Regions from separate parts of the Homo sapiens genome. Here all the other regions are linked to region 1. A link is a loop called in an ENCODE intact Hi-C map of the cell type or tissue named here. Cell type or tissue: endothelial cell of umbilical vein. All regions are shown on one strand.

Evidence for each region. A loop is a pair of places that touch in the nucleus more often than their neighbours do. Peaks named below come from ENCODE experiments on the same cell type or tissue, not always from the same donor. Only the 100,000 strongest peaks of a DNase experiment are listed, where the experiment ranks them.
Region 2: it touches region 1 in a loop (2.8-fold over the local background); 60 of 110 quality-filtered maps call a loop at or near these places.
Region 3: a loop joins it to region 1, with 4 times the contacts of the local background. A loop is called at or near these places in 5 of 110 quality-filtered maps.
Region 4: it touches region 1 in a loop (6-fold over the local background); 21 of 110 quality-filtered maps call a loop at or near these places.
Region 5: it touches region 1 in a loop (5-fold over the local background); 3 of 110 quality-filtered maps call a loop at or near these places.

The regions. Positions count from the first base shown.
Region 1 is chr3:107,063,102-107,067,101 of GRCh38, reverse strand. No RefSeq gene overlaps it. Among named protein-coding and RNA genes, the nearest start is that of LINC00882, 180 kb to the left of the region's middle. In endothelial cell of umbilical vein, a CTCF peak has its summit at 2,466 (motif pointing right); a DNase peak (open chromatin) is centred at 2,461.
Region 2 is chr3:106,824,602-106,828,601 of GRCh38, reverse strand. No RefSeq gene overlaps it. Among named protein-coding and RNA genes, the nearest start is that of LINC00882, 410 kb to the left of the region's middle. In endothelial cell of umbilical vein, no CTCF peak of the experiment used is centred here; a DNase peak (open chromatin) is centred at 1,541.
Region 3 is chr3:106,726,425-106,730,424 of GRCh38, reverse strand. All of the region lies in intron 1 of LOC105374029 (a long non-coding RNA gene), which reads left to right. Among named protein-coding and RNA genes, the nearest start is that of LINC00882, 510 kb to the left of the region's middle. In endothelial cell of umbilical vein, no CTCF peak of the experiment used is centred here; DNase peaks (open chromatin) are centred at 774 and 1,794; H3K27ac peaks cover 3,140 bases.
Region 4 is chr3:106,626,341-106,630,340 of GRCh38, reverse strand. All of the region lies in intron 2 of LOC101929485 (a long non-coding RNA gene), which reads left to right. Among named protein-coding and RNA genes, the nearest start is that of LINC00882, 610 kb to the left of the region's middle. In endothelial cell of umbilical vein, no CTCF peak of the experiment used is centred here; a DNase peak (open chromatin) is centred at 1,750; H3K27ac peaks cover 312 bases.
Region 5 is chr3:106,860,444-106,864,443 of GRCh38, reverse strand. No RefSeq gene overlaps it. Among named protein-coding and RNA genes, the nearest start is that of LINC00882, 380 kb to the left of the region's middle. In endothelial cell of umbilical vein, a CTCF peak has its summit at 2,204; a DNase peak (open chromatin) is centred at 2,193; H3K27ac peaks cover 215 bases.

The sequences.
Region 1 (4,000 bases):
CTGATATGATGCGATTTCGACATTTTAAGGGCTTTTTCTAAAGGGCTTATTTTATCTTTTGTTCCAATCCTGTGCCAAATCATAGGATTTCATTGATTTAGTGGTGAATAGTTAGGATTTCATGATTGCAATCATGTTTATTTTAGAAATGGAAAATTGAGTAAGGCAGAAATCATCTATTCAATGCAATCATATTTTTTAATATTTAAAAATGCTACATAGGTGTGCATATAATACAGGATTGGGAATTGGAAAGTTAGGTTCTGGTTTCTGCTTTGCTATTGCAAAAAAAACAAAACAAAACAAAACTTAATCTTTGGACTTCTGTTTCATCATAAGTTAAAGAATTAGGTGGCTCTAAATGATTTTCATATAATAACCCAGTTTAAACAATTTTGTGAAGAGTCTTAACACTATGCTACATGTGAAACAGAGCAACACGGCAGTAATAATATCTCTAAAGTGCATTTTAAAGACTTTTATCTATGGCCGGGCACGGTGGCTCACGCCTGTAATCCCAGCACTTTGGGAGGCCGAGGCGGGTGGATCATCTGAGGTCAGGAGTTCAAGACCATTCTGGCCAACATGGTGCAACCCTGTCTCTACAAAAATACAAAAATTAGCCAGGCGTGGTGGCGGACGCCTGTTAACCCAGCTACTTGGGAGGCTAAGGCAAGAGAATCACTTGAACCTAGGAGGCGGAGGTTGCAGTGAGCTGAGATCACGCCTTTGCACTCCAGCCTGGGTGACAAGAGTGAGACTCCATCTCAAAAAAAAAAAAGACTTTATCTAACTTCACGTTTTCTTACTAGTGATTTTTTTCATCTTCTGACTTGCTGCAAGAGGGTATTTCCCTAGTTTCAATGGTTTTGAAGTTAATTTGTTCAGCTTCTGCTTAGTGGATATTTATGAGAGGTAATACTTGCCTTTAATTTCTTTTCAGCTTTTCTACTGCTGTCTTTTTCTTATTACTTCTTTTTAAGTTAGCTCCGACTTTGCTATTTTTAGAGAGAAGCAATAAGGATGGCACAGTGGTTACAAGAGGTTAGAAACAATTGAGATGAGAATCCTATTTTTGTTGATATAATTTATATGCAATTCGTAGCTTCAAAATGAAACACTGACATGGTCATCTTTTTAAAACTAAAAAATGATATAAAATTCCTAGTGCATGTGTTTTAAAAAATTCTTTCATAGTGAACAAATCATGCAAGATATTAATTTTTTTTCCCTAAAAGACTATTCTAAAGTCTCCCTGAACATGTCACTTCAAAATGTAAACAAAGAAACAAAACTGTCATCTATTGGAGTTGGGTGTGATTTTTGTCTTTTGTCTTCTCTGTCACACTAGTTTTCAGTTCTTTGCTGTCATGTGGCCCACTTTTCAAAGATGCAATTATGTGGATTTCAGGGGGCCGTCAGCTTGCCTTCCCCAGTTGCTCTGGGCCAGCTCTGGTCTCCAGATACCTCTGATGGAGGCGAGTCCCAAAGTTGATAACTAGGAAGAGACTGTGTATGCCAGGGACGGATGACAAGATGTGCTGAGCCTTGGGGAGACGCGGCAGGATGTTACTAATGAAAGAGGGCCCTGCTGCCGAGGGAGGGGAAGGAAGCAGATGTGAGGGCAAGATTCAGGTGACAACCTCAGCGTTCCAGAGATACAGGATGTTATGGAGGAGGGAGAAAAGCAAGTTGGCATTTGGCAGAATGCACAGAGGCGAGACTCGAGAGTGGGCGGTGGAAGCTGAGGCTTTCAAAGATTTCTGACCTTCTGCCTGCCAACTTGGAATTAGATTTCTTGATGGAGGGGGAGAATGGGGGAAGGGGGTAGAAAAGGCAGATGCCAAGAGAGATTACTGATTTGGCAACCAGACAAAAGGATGCTGTGGCTGGCACCTGCAGCAGAGAAGGGCAGAACGGTGTAGCCAGTAGGTCTAAGGCAATGGGCTGAGTGCCAGAGTTTGAGCTGCTACAGAGCGGCCTGAGATGGCCTCTTTTTTAGACACGAGAAAATAGTCTGTAGAGAAATAAAATTTAAAAATGAGAAATTTAATATCTTTGGATAGATTTTTAGGATTGGCATTTACAAGCGTATTCAGTTGCCTTTCTCCTGTCTGAGGAGCATAACCTTTTGTGGTCAGATTGATGATGCTCTTTAAAAAAAAATCCCAGCAATATTGTTACATTTCCAATTCCAAAACCAAAGTGGTGGGATTTGACTATAGGTTTCCTCATTTCCCCAGCAGTGAATACGAAGTGACTTTTCCATGTCCCAAATGTTGACCCAGAACAATATCATTCCCTGTGAGACAGGAGTAACTGATTACATTAGAATACAATTTTGTTGCCACAGAAATCAGGAAACTTTAAATTTAGCAGCTTCCTTCTAGGGTTTTTTGCTCTGGGCTCTCAGCAAGCGTTTGCGTTTCTACGTCCTATATCACCGTGCACCACTAGATGTCACTGTTACTCGGGTCTTTGGGTAACAGACTCAACAATATGCCTGACCTTTTGTGCCTGGGGAAAAACAATCTTCAGAAGGGGAGGATAATACTGTCTGTGTGGATTTAAATAAGACCTCTTTACCTGGCATTTTTATCGAAAAACAGATACTCCATATGTTGTGTTGATTGCTGTTTCCCTTTCTGTTTTTGAAAGGGAGAGACTGAATTAAATGCGTTTCTTCCCACAAATGTACCTTACCATTTCTCCTTATTCTCAATTCTCCCTTAAAAATGTAGCTTTTAGCTCCATAATATAAGAAATATTTGTTAGAAAATTAGGAAAATCATCATTCTATGGGTATTTAGAATCTATATATGGACTGCAAATGTTTCTTCCCTAATCTCTTCCTAACCTTAGAGAACTTCAAAATGCATTGTCTCATTTCCTAAGGAAAAATGTTGTAACTCTAACTAGGAAAAGAATCCTGTGAGAGCACAGCAAGTCAGCGTTAAGAATTGAATTTTCATGACTACCCTCGGATACATCCTTGAACCTAAGGGACAAATGTTGCCGTGAGTTTCAGGTTGTTTAAATGGTGGTGTTAGACACACAAATCATTCATTTTCCTGCTAAATTTCCTTTTCTTTTATTGAATATTGGATACAGGTATGTCTTTTAAGATGTGGCCATTGATTCATATATACCAGAGCATTATTTAAACATGAAATTAAATAAGATAATTAAATAACAATGCATTTATAAAGCGTTCTTGAAAATAGATTAATTATTTAGAGCATTTGAGTGAAAAGTCTCAATACGATTTCACTATAGCAAATGATAGCCATTAATAAGTCATAACAGGATAATAACATAAAACAAAAAATGAAAACCTTACAAAATATATCTTAAAAAGCGAAGTAGGGCTTTACTTTGAGTTGAGTTCGTGGTACAAAATGAATCAATTTGTTCTTTTTGGAACTTTATCTCCAACCGTGTAATATTTGTGTCTTTAACTGTTGGCTGCTTCTAACAGTTACTGAGCCAATTGACCTCCAAACTAGGACTACATCAATCTGTTTTCTCTCTAGCTGCGATGCCACAGTATTTATAGGTTATTCTGCACTGGAATTTTACCCCCTGGAGATAACTTGTAGCTATGGGCCAATGCCAACTCATTCTGACTCAGGTGGGGATAATAGTCCTTAAGATGAAGTTGCCATGGACTTTAACAATGTTTGGGGTCTTATTCTCTCTGCTCCTGTTCGCAACTCCTCACACTTTTTCCCCTCCCCTCTCTTCCTCTTCCCTTCAATTCTCTGTTCTGTATTCTTCTCTATCTCTTTCTTTTTCCTCCTGCCCTTTCTGTGTTTTCCTTCCATATGTGTGACCCTTAGATTTGTTGTAGAACTATATTGGAGATCGAATTATGATCACTTCTATATTAGTTTCCAGTGGTTTCTGTAACAAATAATCCAAATTTGGTGGCTTAAAGCAACAGGCATTTATTATTTTTTAGTTCTGGAGGTCAGAATTCTGAAACCCATTTCCTGGGCTG
Region 2 (4,000 bases), 240 kb after region 1:
TTACTGAATTCCCACCCAAGTACAGACAGCATAGATTTTCTTTTGCAAGCATTCATTACTTTAGGTATTCCTTTCTAAAGCTTGAACACTTTGATGGTAATGTCATGGTAGAGGAGGCATCTTCTCTCTCTTTTGGCAGTTGACTTTTTGAAGTTAGATGATTAGGTCCAGAGACAGGGAAAGGAAATAGTACCTTCTTAGCTGGCTCCACTACTGAATTAGTGTGTAATTCGTGATCATTTCTCTTTCTAACCATCCTTCTCTTTTTGCTGTCATTTGATAAAGTTTATCTCTTACCCAAGGGCATAAAACTGGCAATGACTAGTTCACCACTTTTGACTACATGTTTGGACAAAATATAGGAATTTCAAGAGAGTCTTGATACTTTTAAAAAAAAATGTTGGTGCTATTAGGAAGCAAAACATTTGTTCATTGCTCATATTCCCTGTAATTTGAAAAAGAGAAGTGTGTGTGTTTGTGTGTGTGTGTGAGACAGAGAGAGACACACACACACACACACGGTGGGGTGGGGGGGTACTTTAGATTGATTCCTAGTTTACTAGAAATGCTGACTCATGAGTTAACAGATGAGCTCAGTCAATGTCATCCTCAGGTGTGTGTAAGACTGTTAAGCATAATATTCCTTTCACAACCTTTCTAGGTGTGTGGAGCAAAAGGGTGGGGATGGGGGTTGAGGCATGTCAACAAAGGTCAAGAGATGGGGGAAGGGTTTTAAAGAAACCCGGTGACTGGTTTCTGAGCCTGACTCTGGAATCTGGCTCTAGGGATCAGCCACCATAGGCACCACACACTTAGTGTGTTTTCTCTGTACTTTAATGGGCTCAGTAAGAAGATGACACTTATCACATTCTATTGTCATTAGCTGTTGGTTTGTCTTCCATGTTTGAAGGAAAAGACCATGTGTTACTCCCTTTCGAATCTTGAAACAAACACATTCCATAGAGTTTTGGTGACTAAGGGAGTAAATAAGTAAAGTGAAGGCTACATTTGCCCGATACTGTAGAAAAACAGGATGATGTAACTGAACTAAAGACTCTATTGTCGTATGAATTCTAATTTCCCTATCTAGGCTTCTATAAAATAAAGATAGGAAAGGAAAACACATAGTACTGAGAAAGATGAATGAAGGATGAGACAATTTAAATGGGAAGGGATGGGTGAAAGTTAACCAATAAAGAGAACAGAAGAGATTGAAAAGTAAGAGGAAACAGGATTTATAAGTTGAGATAGAGAAAGAGCTATGAAAGACATTAAAATGTTGGTGGAATCAGCCAGTAAACATCCAAGATTATAGTCAAGTAGTTGCTTGACCCACGTAACAGGATGTTGTAAAGATGTAGTACAGTAAACCACAGAGTTTCTCAGAGGGAAGCTGCTCTGTAGATAAGAAAGCCCCATTACTTTGTATTATTATTTTCCTTTCATGTTGAGCGGATGTACCAGTGACAGTTGGAGTCTCCTTTCAGCCAAATAACTCCCATATGCTACATAATGCTGCTGCTGATTAAAATCCTATGGAAGATTCAGGCTGTATCTGGAACAATAACAGTCTGAATTCGATTTATCAGTCTTCTGGGGAAGCAAAGATAATCAGATTTCCCCCTTCAGCAACTTTGGGACCAAGCCATTTGCTGAGATGACAATGGATGTGAGTCTCGCACTTTCAGTTTATACACCTGCTGCCTGTTAATCACAAGTTTCTGACATTTTTCTGAGTTTTTTTCCTTCCTATTCAAATCTTACAGGCTTTGTCATTTAAAGGCAAGGGCACTTCTGTGAAAACTAGTTACAGAAACATGCATGAAAAATTAGGGAGCTCTGTAGGGAGACAAAGTTATGGGCGATAGGAGGAAAAACACAATTTTGTCAGAAATCTGGATTCCAATATGCTTCTTAATTTTTTGGTATGTGACCTGAACAAGTAGTTTAAGCCCTCTGAGCTTTAGTTCCCTCATCTGTAAAGTGGATAATGATCTCGGCATCAGAAGGTTGCCTTGTAGATTAAATTACATGATTTGCATTTGACTGAGCATTCTGGAAAAATCTAGGTAATGAGAACTGCAAAGAACTCTGGGTACAAATACTCCATTCAAACCCGTGCACTACCGAGAGACTTGACCAAACTTTAACATGGCCAATAGCTACCTAAGGCCTGTCTCTGGGACAAATCCAGCCCTCTTTTGAGTGCCTGTCTTGAAAAGCTCTGGGCTGTCAAAAGAATTTTCCCTTTGTTCTACTCAATATCTGATGATAGGTCTCCCTTTCTTAGAATGTTTATCAAACAAACAAAAAAATTGGAAATCCTTTCTGTGTTTCTTTGAGATGTATTTGTATTTCATACAATTCAAGAGTGTCTTTCTCAAGGGCCTGAAAGCCATTCCTTTGAAATGCAGTCATCAGGAAGGATAGTCTGTGTTTTCCAAGCTCTGTAAGAGAACAGAATCCTAACTTCAGTAGTTGCCAGCCAGCAGACACAGCTGGCCTAATGGCATTTATACTGACTGACTGTAATTTTTCACTTGACTCCCTGCTTTAAATTGCCCAGTCACCTCTGTGCAAATCAGAATGCAGCTCCGCTCTTTCTCCTACTGTTAACAATTACTGAATAAAATCTGTTTTCACTACTTTAAACTAGTGTCCGATTTGGTTATCTTTGACACTAGAGACTGGCTTTGTGATAACACCTACCAAACCCCTGCCTCAAATTTCTTTTCATGGTAAATGTGTGCTTATGTGTGTGTGTGTATTTTCTGAAGGAGACGGTGAGGTTGAGTCTTCTCAGGATAGTTCATGGAAAAAAAAAAAAAACCTGGAAAAACATGAAAAGGTTGTCTGTTTTCTGCATCTGGTTCTGAGGAAAAGGACCGAGGGCTAGTTTATGTTGTAAATTTTTAAAGGTCACAAGTAAAAGTTAAACATGCTTTCATTATTTTAGCTTAAATCAAAATGAAATTTAAAGTGGATGCAGCTTTAGGCAATGCTGGATACAGGGGTTTAAAGGATGAAATTAGAACTCAGTTTCTTCCTTTAGATCATGCTGTTCAATAAAACACTCTGTGATGATAGAAATGTTCTATATCTCAACTGTCTAATTCAACTGTCACATGTGACTATTGAGTACTTGAAGTGCGGCTAATGGCCAACTGAGAAAATAAAGTATTTCCATTTATTCTGAATCAGTTCAAATGTAAAACACTGCGTGGTGGCAACTCTGTTAGTGAGCGCCATTCTAAATTATGCTGTGTTTGCCTCTTCTTGGCTTTATTCTCAAGACAGACTGTCTCTGTGTGGCATCTAGATGGCTCCTGGAGTGTCCAGACTTAGCCAGTTTTTAAAAAAATTATGATCTCACAGAAGGAGAAAAACTAGCCCTCCTTCAGTAGCCTTGTCAACTTCAGAAGCCTTGTCAACTTCTGATTGACCTTGCTTAGGTAAATCATTGTGTGCAAGAGGATGGACACTCATAGTGTAGTCTGAGTCACATTTTATTGTGGATCATTCAATTCACTGCCCTTCTGGAATAGTTTTGAGTTCAGAGGAAACCATTACTAAATAGTGGCTAAGGAAGAAGTGAAAGGACTGTGTGAGAAAGGGCAAAAGCAGTGACACCTTGTGGCCTGGTTGGTTTTACCAAACCAAGCCTGGGTCTGCTTATCCGGCACAGTAAAACCAAACATCCACACTGAGGTTTGCAGCAAGAGAAAGCATGGTGTTTATTTGCAGGGTGCCAAGCAAAGAGAATTGGACAGCTAATGCTTAAGACCTGACTTCCCTGATGGTTTACAAGCAAGGGATTTTAAAGGCAGGGTTGAATTTCAAAAAAGAAGTTACAGACAAAATGATAAATTAATACATGGAAGTTATACAATGCTTTGGCCCAAAATGGTGGGATATCTTGAAGCAGGGCCTTTCAGGTTATAGGTGGATTCAAAGATTCTTTGATTTGTGATTGGTTAAGAGAGCAAATCTTTGTCTAAAG
Region 3 (4,000 bases), 340 kb after region 1:
GTGAATTTACATAGGTGTTACTACATCCATTCCCTATGTCTGGTAATAATAGTTATGAATCGCTGCTAATATTTATTGAGCATTTTTACCTATATCAGACAACTATGCAAATGTTTTAATATTTTATCTCACTTAATCTTCACAACTATGCCATAGCGTATTTTTGTCCATTTTCATATAAATACACTGAGCCTCAGAGAACTGAGGTAACTCTCTCAGGGGAGACAGCAGTTGGCCAAACAGGATTTGAATCAGGTCTGCTAAACACTGGAACCCATGTGCCAGCATGCATGGTGAAAAGATAAGAAAAAAGGGAGGAAAAACAGAATATTTAATATTATAAAAACCTACATAACAACACAGAAAGGTACTTTAACATGGAGAGAGATTTTTTAAATGCAAGTCTCATTTTATTCCATTTTCAAGAACAGAATAAAGCAAAAGAACATATGCAGTGGTTCCTTACAATGTTATCCTGCAGTAAGCTTTAATGATTCCTCTTTGCATTAATGTGGACAACTAGTCTGGGCTCTCTGGCTCTGGAGATACAGTTTTATATTATTTTTTTTGTTTAAAGTGATTTTTATCCTTTAGGTGGATAAAAGTTTGGCTCTAGGTGAACCGAAGTGATTTGTAAAATAGCAAAGGGCTGTGCAACATGCCAAAACAGTAAGAGAATTGTCTATGCATGTAAGAAGCTGGTGGCTGTGGGTGAAAATAAAATAGTGGCTAGATCAGCTGTTGATGTGTGAACTTGTAAGGAAGACTATTAGGTCTGGGAATTCCAATTTATGCTTCCAGCTTTTCTTTGAATATTGAGGAAGGAAGTAAATGAATACATACTGAGAGTTTTCTGGGCCACATGTTATTCTAGATAATTTTGACAAAAGTTTCTAGTTTGCTGCACCCAGAAAACCTTTTGTGAATCACCTTACTATCCCCATTTTACCAAAGAGAAATGCAAAATTCTGTAGCTAAAATATGACAGAACCAGAAGTTCAATGTATGTCCTTCTGACTTCAAAATTTAAAATTATTAGCCATGTAAATTTCTGTGGATTCATAATCTGACTGTCTCTCAATTTATTTTCTGTTCACCCTTCTAGTTGCCATTCTGAGAATCTGAGCGACTTCAGATGAAAAGAAGTTTTATGAAACATTTCTACAAAATTTCTTGGCTAAGGTGTTATACATAGAAAACTACACATATGTCTATTGATTTTGTTTTTGAATTGATAAAACCCAAAGCAAAGCTCAATAATGGCTGTCTCCATGTTTTAAACTGCTAGCAAGACACTCAGACCCACAGAAAGCACAATATCAGTGTTAGTTAAATTGAACTAAACACAAAATCTCTACCTCATAACAACCAGTAGTCAATCTATTTGATATAAGAAAATATTTAAGAATCCCTATGTGATCTGAATTACAATTTTTACTTCCATTTTGAATTCCAGTTCATCTAACAGATTCCTTCCACTCTGAAGTTCCCTTAGTTCCACATTCCTCATGCTATTCCTTTGTTCAGAAATCTACAAAGGCTGTCTTTTGCCTGTCTCATATATAAACACTTTTTCTTAGCTTTCAAAGTCTTTAATAATCTAACCTACCATAACCAGCCAGCTTAAGAGTAGACACGCAGGGGGGAATATTTGAGTGTGAATAGAAGGAAAGAGAAACAATAGAATACTTTTGTGAAACGCAGGGGGGAATATTTGAGCATGAATAGAAGGAAAGAGAAACAGTAGAATACTTTTGTGAAAATTTTGTGGCTTTAAAATGCTTGGCGTGAGTCATGTGTAATTGTTTCTAACTCCCCGAGTGATACGTCTGTGCCTTGTTAGTCTGTAAGAAAAACATGAATTTTCTGACCAACTCTTACTTACTTTCTCTATCTCCCTTCATGTACTTAGTCACTCTGTGTGGACATCCTGGCTGATCTCCATTAGTGGAAATATTCATGTCTACCTCCAAATTGTTTTGTCCTTAGACATTTTTCTGACTCATGTCTCTGATATTCTTCAGTCAACACATTTGGACTACTTGGGCTATGAACAAGGATATGAAGAATGGAACTGCCATAAACTCAAGTACAATATAATTAACAAAAATGAAATGGAGAGATAACATTACAGTGAGGGTAAGGTGCTGTCTACTCAGGAAACATAAAGCCCAAATTTGATTCAGAATTTATATTAACTCCTAGAGTTTCTTTGAATTAAGAATGTCGGTTCTGAAACAAAATTATTGGGTCCAAGTGAGCATTTCCAAATATAGGTCAGAGAAATGATAGGTGAGACTGGAGACTGATTCTTCTTTCTGATACTTTGTTGTTGTTGTTACCAAATTACTATCGTTTAGTCAACAAGCCTACACTGGAAGTCCAAGGTACTTTCCATACAATTGCAATCTAGTATTCATATAGTAAAATTTTAGATGAAGGCAAATAAAGGAACACTACTGCATGAATCTACAGCTCCGTTGGTTGGCAGCATGAAGTTAAACTAGCAAAACAGCCTTTAATTCACTACCATCCTAACATGATGTTTTTTTCCATCCATTCTGGCTCTTTGTGCTGTGGATTATGGAGAGATATCATAGCCATGGCACGTGGGCTCCTCTCACTTCTTTTCTGATTACCTTTGAAGGTCTTAGTTGTGTGTGGAAGTCATCTATTAAGTCACCCAGGTTTGGTTAGCTTTAGGCTTTAGCATTTTTCCCCTACACCATTTGACCATTACTATGGTATCTCCAAGTCTCCAAGATTCAATAGAGATTTCCTTGTTGAAAATTGGTATTGTTGATCATTTATCTCCCAGAATTTCTGCTTTCACATAATTCTTGACTTTTTGTAAACTCTCCCGTGTCATTAAAAATATGTTTTTTTCTGAGTATTTTAGAATTTTAGTTAGGGGAGTCTTTCATAATTCCTAGACCACCCACCCTGCTGGACACAGAAGCCAGGTTCCCCTTATGCTTCAGTTCGTGAAGAATGATTATTTTGGACCAAAGTCTATCTAAGAACATTTCAAAAAAGTGATTAAGAACTGGCACCCTTAAAATTTAGGTGTTCTTAATGAACATTTAGGTGTTGGCTAGAACACCCAAATTTTAATAATGACTTCATAAAATGGCTCTTTTAACTTGAGAATTGTTCTCTTTAAGCTTTAGTTTCCTCATTTGTAAAATGGGAATAATAGTAACATTACCTGCTTCATATGATTATTGTAAAGACTAGATATGTATAATGAAAAATGTGAGTGGGAAATAAAGCGGGTTTAAAGATGGTGGTTGATATTATATTTTATTTATCTCCAACGGCAGCACCACTACCTTTTGCTCCTAATGCTAGAAACAGGCAGACTTCCTAAAGCAAAGGAGGCTTTGTTTTGCTGCTTCTTTCACCATGTATTGGAAATTACTTAAAAGGAACATTACTTAAAAGGAAACAAAAGTTAAAAAAAAAAAAAAGAAAAACAGCAGCTAACATTTACTGAATATTAGTTGTGCATCAAAATGCTAGTTATTTTACATTAAATATTGTTAAGTCCTCACAACATTTCTCTAAAGCATATTTTATCTTTCCCCATTATAGATAAAGAAACTGAGACTCAGGCAGGTTAAGTAATTTGTTCAGAGTAACACAGTTAGAAGTAAATAGAGACAATTTGACTTTTGAGGTTGTACTCCTAATTAATATGCTAGAACTGCAATGTCAAGGGTCAAAGTCAAGGGTCACATAAAGAATTTGTGTGAATACTCATATTAGAATGTTCTTACTCTTTGATATTCACTCCTCCTTCACCAATATTATGGCTGGCAGAATCCTACTGGTATTTGAAATTGCCTTGCCTCTCTGAAGTTTTTCCAAAGGCGAACAGAATTAAATATCTCCTGTTTGCTCTCATAGCACACTGCAAAAGCTTTATGGAAGCACACATCACTATGTTTACTTATTCCTCCCTTTTTCTCTATCCTATGACCTTCCTGAGTACAGAAAG
Region 4 (4,000 bases), 440 kb after region 1:
TCTATCTCCTGCCCAGCGTGATAGATTTAAGATGGATCCAAGAGAAAATAAACCCCTGACTTCAAGGTACACATGGACAGGCAAGGCTAACTCACCTGAGGAAAAATTAGAGAACAGCACATTTCGAATGTTCTATTTTATTAAAAGTATAGTAAACTAAATTTAAACACAATGCTATCCAGTGTACCTGTTTTCGAATTTCAGCTTATTTCAGTTGACTGGTCAGTTATATTTCATACTTGTCCTCTTCTGTCTGCTGTAATTCCTTAGATGGCAATAATACTATTGTTGAGAAATTATTCCCCTTCAAAGATATTTTTCTTTACAAAAGGGGTGGCAGAAAACCATTAGAAGTCTGTTTTCCCCAGCAACCTTGTTTCATGTATAGATTCTGAATCTGTCTTCCATCTCCCCTCTGACAAAGAGCTGTACAAAGTTCATCAATGGCAAAGTCAATTGGGTTCTCGTTCTTTCTTAAAAATATCTCCTCTCCTCAGGGATTCCTCAAGTTCCTGTCAAGAGCCACCTAGGGCAGCAAGACATCTTTAGATGTTTTCTTTCTAAGGGCAGATAATGTGTATGTGACCAAAAGCTGGTGTTTACACAACAGGGGGCAGTGAGCAAAATTATCAAGTGGGTAAAATTAGTCTCAGTCTTCTTCACTTCCCCTTTCTGAAGCTTCATCCTTGCCCTCTGGGTGCCTGGCATGTGTTCCAGCTGTTCTGTCTCAGGGAAGGGTGCTCACCGAGGGGCCCATCCTGATCTGCCTGCTGTGCAAACACTTCCTGATCTTTCCCATTTCCTCTCCTCCCTTTCCAAGCTTGTCTCATAGTAAGCCCATTCTCTTTAGGTCTGTTTTCTATTAGAAAGTGAGAGATCAGCTTGTGTTAAGCTAGCAGCAAGTTTTCATGAGACCCGTTCCCTCTTTACCCACATATGACATAATACAATACACATCAACAGGGGCTCTTGGAGTACAGATATCTAACCTGAAAATAGGAGAACAATTTCAACCATGATGTGGGATAAATTGGTATCTTAAGCAGACAACAAACACTTTGGAAGGGTTCTCTTTGTTACAGTATAAATGTATTCTTTTCTTTTTCAGAGTTGTTGAGAATCAAGTACATTTGATTCTATTTAAAGAAAATGTGAAAATGCTGGAATCCCAGCTAATTGCCTCACCTCTTCTCTGTGCCTCTGCCATTGCCAGCAGTAAAACTTTGAACATATTTTCATTTAAACCTTTATCCTAGTGAAACAAAAACACATTATGTTTTTAAAAATCTATATTTTTGTGTGCTTTAAAGGAGAAAAAAATGTGTGTGTGTATGTGTGTGTGTATGAGTGTGTGCATGTATGAGTGTGGGTGAGTTTGTCTCTGTGTGTGTGTATGTTGCAGGACAGTTCTCTGGGTGGCCTTGGACTGACCCATTTCTCTCCCCTTTTTCATTTGCAGTTCTCAGGAAAAAATTGTAGCGTGTTTTGAGAATATAATATCCTGAGATAAGGAAGGGACTGGTTGGAACATGACAGGCTTTTTCTCTCTGCCCTAGAAATTTCAATACTTTTGCCCAGCATTTTATGTTGCCCCTGAGGTATATACCCTGGAGCAACCTGCCCTTCAGGGTCCCTCAGCTGTGGTGCAAGTGGGGCATGCACAGTGGAGACTCCATCTGCCCCAGGCAGCTTTCCTGAGCCTAAGAGAACTGACTCACAATGAGTCCTAGGCTTCTGCTGCCCTTTGCTGCCTATTTGTAAGTAATACATCTGCTTCCTGTAACTTCCTGTAACTTACATGCATAAGTGTTCTGTCTTACCAGCCTCAGACAAGTTGATAACCAGTGCATGGTGAATGGGCTTCACATATGTGTGTGTGTGTTATTGTGTTTACAAGTGGCTTATGTTAGCTTTCTATTATAGCATAACAAATGTGTCACACATTTGGGAGCTTGAAACAATATCCATTTAAAATTTCTGTAGGTCCAAAGTCCAGGCAGGGCTCAACTGGGTTCTTTGCTTAGCATCCCACAAGGTTGACATCAAGGTGTTGATCATGGCTGGGTTTTCATCTGAGGGTCAGAGTCCTCTTCTGAGGCCATTCAGGTTGTTGACATAATTCATTTCCCTTTGATTGTAGGACCAAGATCCCAGTTTTCGTGCTTACTATTGACAAGGGTTGCTCTGAGTTTCTAGAATCTGCCTGCTATTCCCTGCTATATGGCTTTCTCCACAACATTGCCATTTGCTCCTTTTAAGGCTAGCAACAGAATGTCTCTGTTGCTTTGAATTGCTGGCTTCTCCTTTGTCTTATTTCTTGATCCTCATTTAAAAGGGCCTATCTGAGTAGGTTAGGCCCACGCACACTCAAAGGAGTAAGATTACGTAGGATGTGTATACCAGTGATGGAAATTTGGGAAGCTTTCTTAAAATTCTGCTTACCACAGAGCTTTTCTTGGTTTCCTTCGAAATAGTCAGCAAGGGAAGGGGAAATTAAGTGGCTAGACGTAATAAGAAGAGAAAATAGGGATCTAGTCTGAGGATCTAGTAGCACTTTGCCTTTTTCTGAAGATAGGCACTGTCCGATAGAGCTGTCTGCAATGATGCAAATGTTCTCCATCTTCTTTATCCAAGACAGTAACCATTAGGTGCATGCAGCTATTGGGAATTACAAATATGACAAAAAAACTAAAAACATGATTTTTAAATTTTTACAGCCATATGACTCTAGTGGCTACCATGTTAGAGAACATAGCTAGAGAGCAATATATAACCTCCAGCCCTTCTTCACCTTCCTCAGGTACAGAATCACTTCCCTCATGCCGAAATAGTGTGTTTGGTATTTATATCCTGCCTTTATTCTCCACCTGTGCCTGGGGTTTCAGTTTAAATCCCAGTTACTATCTTTCTATCTATCTTTAACTTCTGCCTTGAACTTTCTGCCAAGTTCACAGTTTTAGATATTGACCCATTTTCTATATAAATTCATAATTGAAGAAAGTTCTAATATTACCTAGTCCAATACCTCAATCAAAGTAGAAATCCTTTCTTATCACTGCCTTTGTCACACACATGAACACCAAAATAGTTATTGTTATCCTTCCTGAATAGGTGCTGTCTATGCAAGGTACTGAAGTGAGTGCTTCACTTTATATTCAATCTTCACAGCAACTCATGTTGCATTATTATTCCTATTTCACAGATGAAGAAACTTAGTCTTGGACAAGTTAAATAATTTCCTCAAATCTCACAATTATTTAATGCTAAAATAGAAATCAAATTCAAGTTCTTTGTCCACAATCACCCTTGATTTTACCTTTGAAATTCTATTACCTTTTCTAACAAATGCTCTTACAAAGTTCATTCAAGCTGTTTCTAGTATTACTAGTGGCGGTAAGCCCATAACTTTGAAGGACAATGCCTTCTGTTTACTGGCAGCTTTCAGAACACTTTGATTTTTCCATGTTTTTTCAGTCGTTCTTCATGAAACAAGTAGCTAAGTCACCCACTTATCTGGGTTTTCTCCCTTAGATTTGGTCCAGGGTTTAAATGTTGTTCCATAAACCAGGGGCTATAAAAATGATCCATGCTTTTATCTTGAAATCAAATATTTCTCTCAATAATTTTTACTCTCATTGTTCTCAATTTACCTCTTCAGTTGTACTAAACAAATGCTCTTAGACTGTAGGGTAGAGATTAACAGCCAAGATTTGGTATTAGGGCAGATGTAAGTTTAATTATCAGCTGTACATCTTATGAGTTGTGTGACCTTCCATTTCTCCATGCCCCTTTCTTATCTATCAAATGAGATAAAAGTATCTACCTCAAAAAACTGTTTCAAGGAGGAAATAAAAGTTTAGTGAAGCACCTGGCAGAAAGTCCAGCACATAGCAAGCACTCAGTAACAGGCAGCAGCTAATCTTATTATAGTCTTATAACTGGGGACAGCTTTTCATGTTCCTACGCCACCCAGATTTTTCCACTTTTGACACAAAATAAT
Region 5 (4,000 bases), 200 kb after region 1:
TACAGGCACCCGCCATCACGCCTGGCTAATTTTTGTATTTTTAGTAGAGACGGGGTTCCACCATATTGGCCAGGCTGGTCTTGAACTCCTGACCTTGTGATCTGCCCACCTTGGCCCCGCAAAGTGCTGGGATTACAGCTGTGAGCCACCGTGCCCGGCCCTTAGTTCAGTTTTAGTAAGGTTCCTGCTGGGTCAGTTTATCAAGACTTTCCCATCCTTGGTATCTGATCAAATTCCTAATTCCTTACCCTCAATATCTGATCACCTTGTCTTGTCTTCTGAAAGAATCCTGGTGAGCTGGTTTAGCCAGAATCCCCTTTACCCTTGATGTTTTCTCTTTGTAATTTTTTATCCACATACCCGCATGATGATCTTTGACTGTAAATCCCCATTTGTTCTTGTTATATTCAGAATGGAGCTCAGTTCTATTACTTTTCCCTTATTGCAATAATTCATGAATAAAATCTATCTTTTCTGCTTTAACTTCTGTCCAACTCCCTTCCCGATTTGTTTCCTTTGCATTTCGAGATTGTTTAGGACATCATATCCTAAGTCCTCACTGTTCTTTACATATGTCATGCTTTTGAACATCCTATGTGTTTACACTTGCTGCTCTCTTTGATGGAGATACTTTCCTCTTCTTTCTACTTACTGAACTCCTGTTCTTCCTTTAAGACCCAGCTCAAAACCCTTTCTTTGTGAACTTTTCCCTAACTCCTCTTCCATTCTGTATTTCCATAACACCATATAAAGAACACTTTTTACATTGTACTTTAGTTACTAGTCATTTTTCTATTTCTTCCACTAAACTGTGAATACAACAGTACCATCCATGTCTTATTCACCTGTGTATGTCTGTCTTTTCCATTTAGTATCTGTCCCGTAGTAGATATCCCATAGATTTCTTTGTTGTTAGATAAAAAAAAAAGTTCATTTAAATTTCTCTACACTACTAAATACAGAGTATAATTAAGTAGTTAATTGTATTCTGTATTCTGTGTATCCTGACACATTATACAGAGATAAATCTCTGGGAGAAAAGTATCTGTAAATGAAATTGAACATTGAACCGTAACTTCTTATTTTCCAAGTTGCTAGATCTTACTTTTGATAAATTATCAATCATTCTTATCAACTTTCTATCTGATCCATGACAAAATAGGAAATAATCTTTGAGTCAATATTTAATGCATTGCAGGGTTTACTATATTTAAAACAACTCTGGTATAAATCCTTTTATAAACTTGAGAGGGTTATAATATAAATAATTACTCCAAATTATAGCTTCACAATTTCTTAGACTGTGGATATGTTATAGTAGTAAAATGAACATATTCACTCATTTCTTGTCAAAACTAACTGGAAACATTTTCTTGCAATGATTGATATATAAGGACATTGAAACCCTAGTCAGTAGTTGAGACATTTCTAACTTTCTATCACAGATTTTTCACTTATTAAAAATAGTTTTTTATTGTTCACTGCTTTTCTTCTTGGGGGCAATTTATATCAAATTGCATGACTCGAACTTTGTTCAGGTTGAGAAATTGTGTATTTATGGTCAAAATATCTTCTCTTGTCTCTACGGCCTGTGTTTTATTTTTCTTTCTCTTTTTTTACATTCTCTTTCAGGTTCAATACTAAATGTGATGTCATTAAAGGGAAATTTTCTAAACAAATTTTAGAGAACTGAAGCAATTTCGTTGAAAGATTAGCTGCTACTAACACTTAAAATGTGAGATGTCCGTGCATCTTATATAGTCATTTGAATACATTAAATTTTTGAATCTCTAACAAAGAATGATTTAGTAAATTTTACATTAATAAAGTAAATGTTAATTAACAGACAATACTTAAAATGACTTCAAAATCTGCATGCTAATGTCAGCTCTTGGCAACAACAGTAAAAGTTGATTCATAAAAATGAGTCCTCAGGGTAGCTGCTTTTACGTAAACTGACTTCTCAAATGTATGAAAAATGGGAAGCATTGCTTCTTAGCTAAAACTTAATAAAGTGGTCACAGAAATGTCTTTCTGTGAAAAGGTAAGTTCTTAGGCTGTTTGGGCAAAGAGAATTCAAGGAAATGAACTCATCACTGCTGCCGCTTCTTGTCAAAATTTCATTGAAATGAATATAGTTCTTTTATCAAAATAAACATGACATGAATTCCAGAGCTCACTGTTCCTGTTTTTGCTGTTGGAGGTGCTGTTGGTTTTTCTTGCAGCTATAAATGATGCTGAAGGAATGCAGGCTAGAATCTAATGAATTTTATGCCGAGCAATCACAGAACCAGCATACTTTTCACTATCATCCCATTTATGGAAGGATTTTTGTTTTACAAAGCTATTGATACAGAAAAGTCTATAGAATTCGTGATGTTTGATCAAGCCTGGCAGGAAAAGTCTATCTTTTGGAGCACTGTACCCTCCAGTTACTGTATCTTTGTTTCTTTTGAAGATGTGAGAAATTGTATAGAAGGGGTGCTTTTTTAGGTAAGCTGATGGTAGTGCTAGATTATATTTAGAGGTATTTACTTAAGCACAAAGCTACTGGTGAAAGCCCAAGTGACTTATCACTCAGTAGAAAGATGAAGTAACAGGTTTTAACTCTGAAGACACTGCTACAAGATATGAAACGAAACAACTTATCCTTTTCAGGGAGAGTATTCATATTTACCAGAGAGAACAAAAGCCTAAAATACTAAGCTATTTGACTCAAAAAGGACTCAAAGCTCCAAGCCTTTGTTGAAAGTGCTTGTTCAGTGTAAAACCATTCCCGTGACTGTTTCTTTTTAATTTTTAATATTTTATTTCAATAGGTTTTTGTGGAATAGGTGGTGTTTGGTGACATGAGTAAGCTCTTTAGTGGTGATTTCTGATATTTTGGTGCACCCATCACTCGAGCAGCGTACACTGTACCCAATGTGTAATTTTTATCCTTTGCCACCCCCACCCTTTCCCCTGAGTCCCCAAATTCCAATGCATTATTCTTATTTGTAAGAGGTCAATAACTCAAATGATTTGATAAAAATCTTTTTGTGTACTCATCTTAGAAACAGAGACTAAAACTTGTTTCCAATGTATTACTTTGCGATGTTTTAAACAATGCCTCAGAAATATTTTATTTGGTGACCATATGGAACCTGACAGTGATTTGCATTTAAGGAGACTTCTTTAAAAACTGTTTGCATATAGAATAATTTAAGGGGGTCAGATTAAAGAGAGTTCCACACTTACGTTACTTCCATCCATTGTTTCAAGCCACAATTCAACCTTAGTTTCTGTTTTAGTTTTCTTTTTTTAATTAATAACACATAGAGCCAACTAGGCATGAGGCACTCTAAGGGAAGCGAAATGGAAAGAAAATGATTCTGCCTTTGAGGAGGTGCAATCTAACTGGGAAGAGAAGTCACAAATAATTGACTTTCTTGCTTGGTGTGTAAAATATGATAAAGCTGTACACATGGTTTATAGACGTGCTGATGGGTGTTGTAATGACCATTAATTCACTAACTCCATTTGGTTTTTAATATTTGGAAAATCATTAGGCAAGCTGCAGATGAGGGGCATATAACAATAGTATTTTGGACTATTAGTTGTGTGGTTCTCAATTTACTCTTTGCTGCTTTTAAAATACTTAGCAACACTGCTAGACCAAACATCAACGTTGTCTCTCTGTTTTTGTTTTTTTAAAGATTGATTTTGGTGTAAGTAATGAGATGGCAAAATTTCAAAGAAGCATACATGGGCTATTTTACCAGGTACATTAGAGTTGAGAACAATGTTGGTAGAAACCATTTTTGAATTAAGTACATTCATTGGTAAGTGTTCTTTTTCTTTTTTTTTTAATTAATAGGTTGGAAACTAGCATTTATAAAGTTAGTTATTTGAGCATTTTTGTGACTATCTGCTACTTTAGGAAGACCCTGTAAAAAGTAGAAAAAATAAGATAGGACAAAACTACATATGTATACATTCTATACATGACTTTGCTTACAAA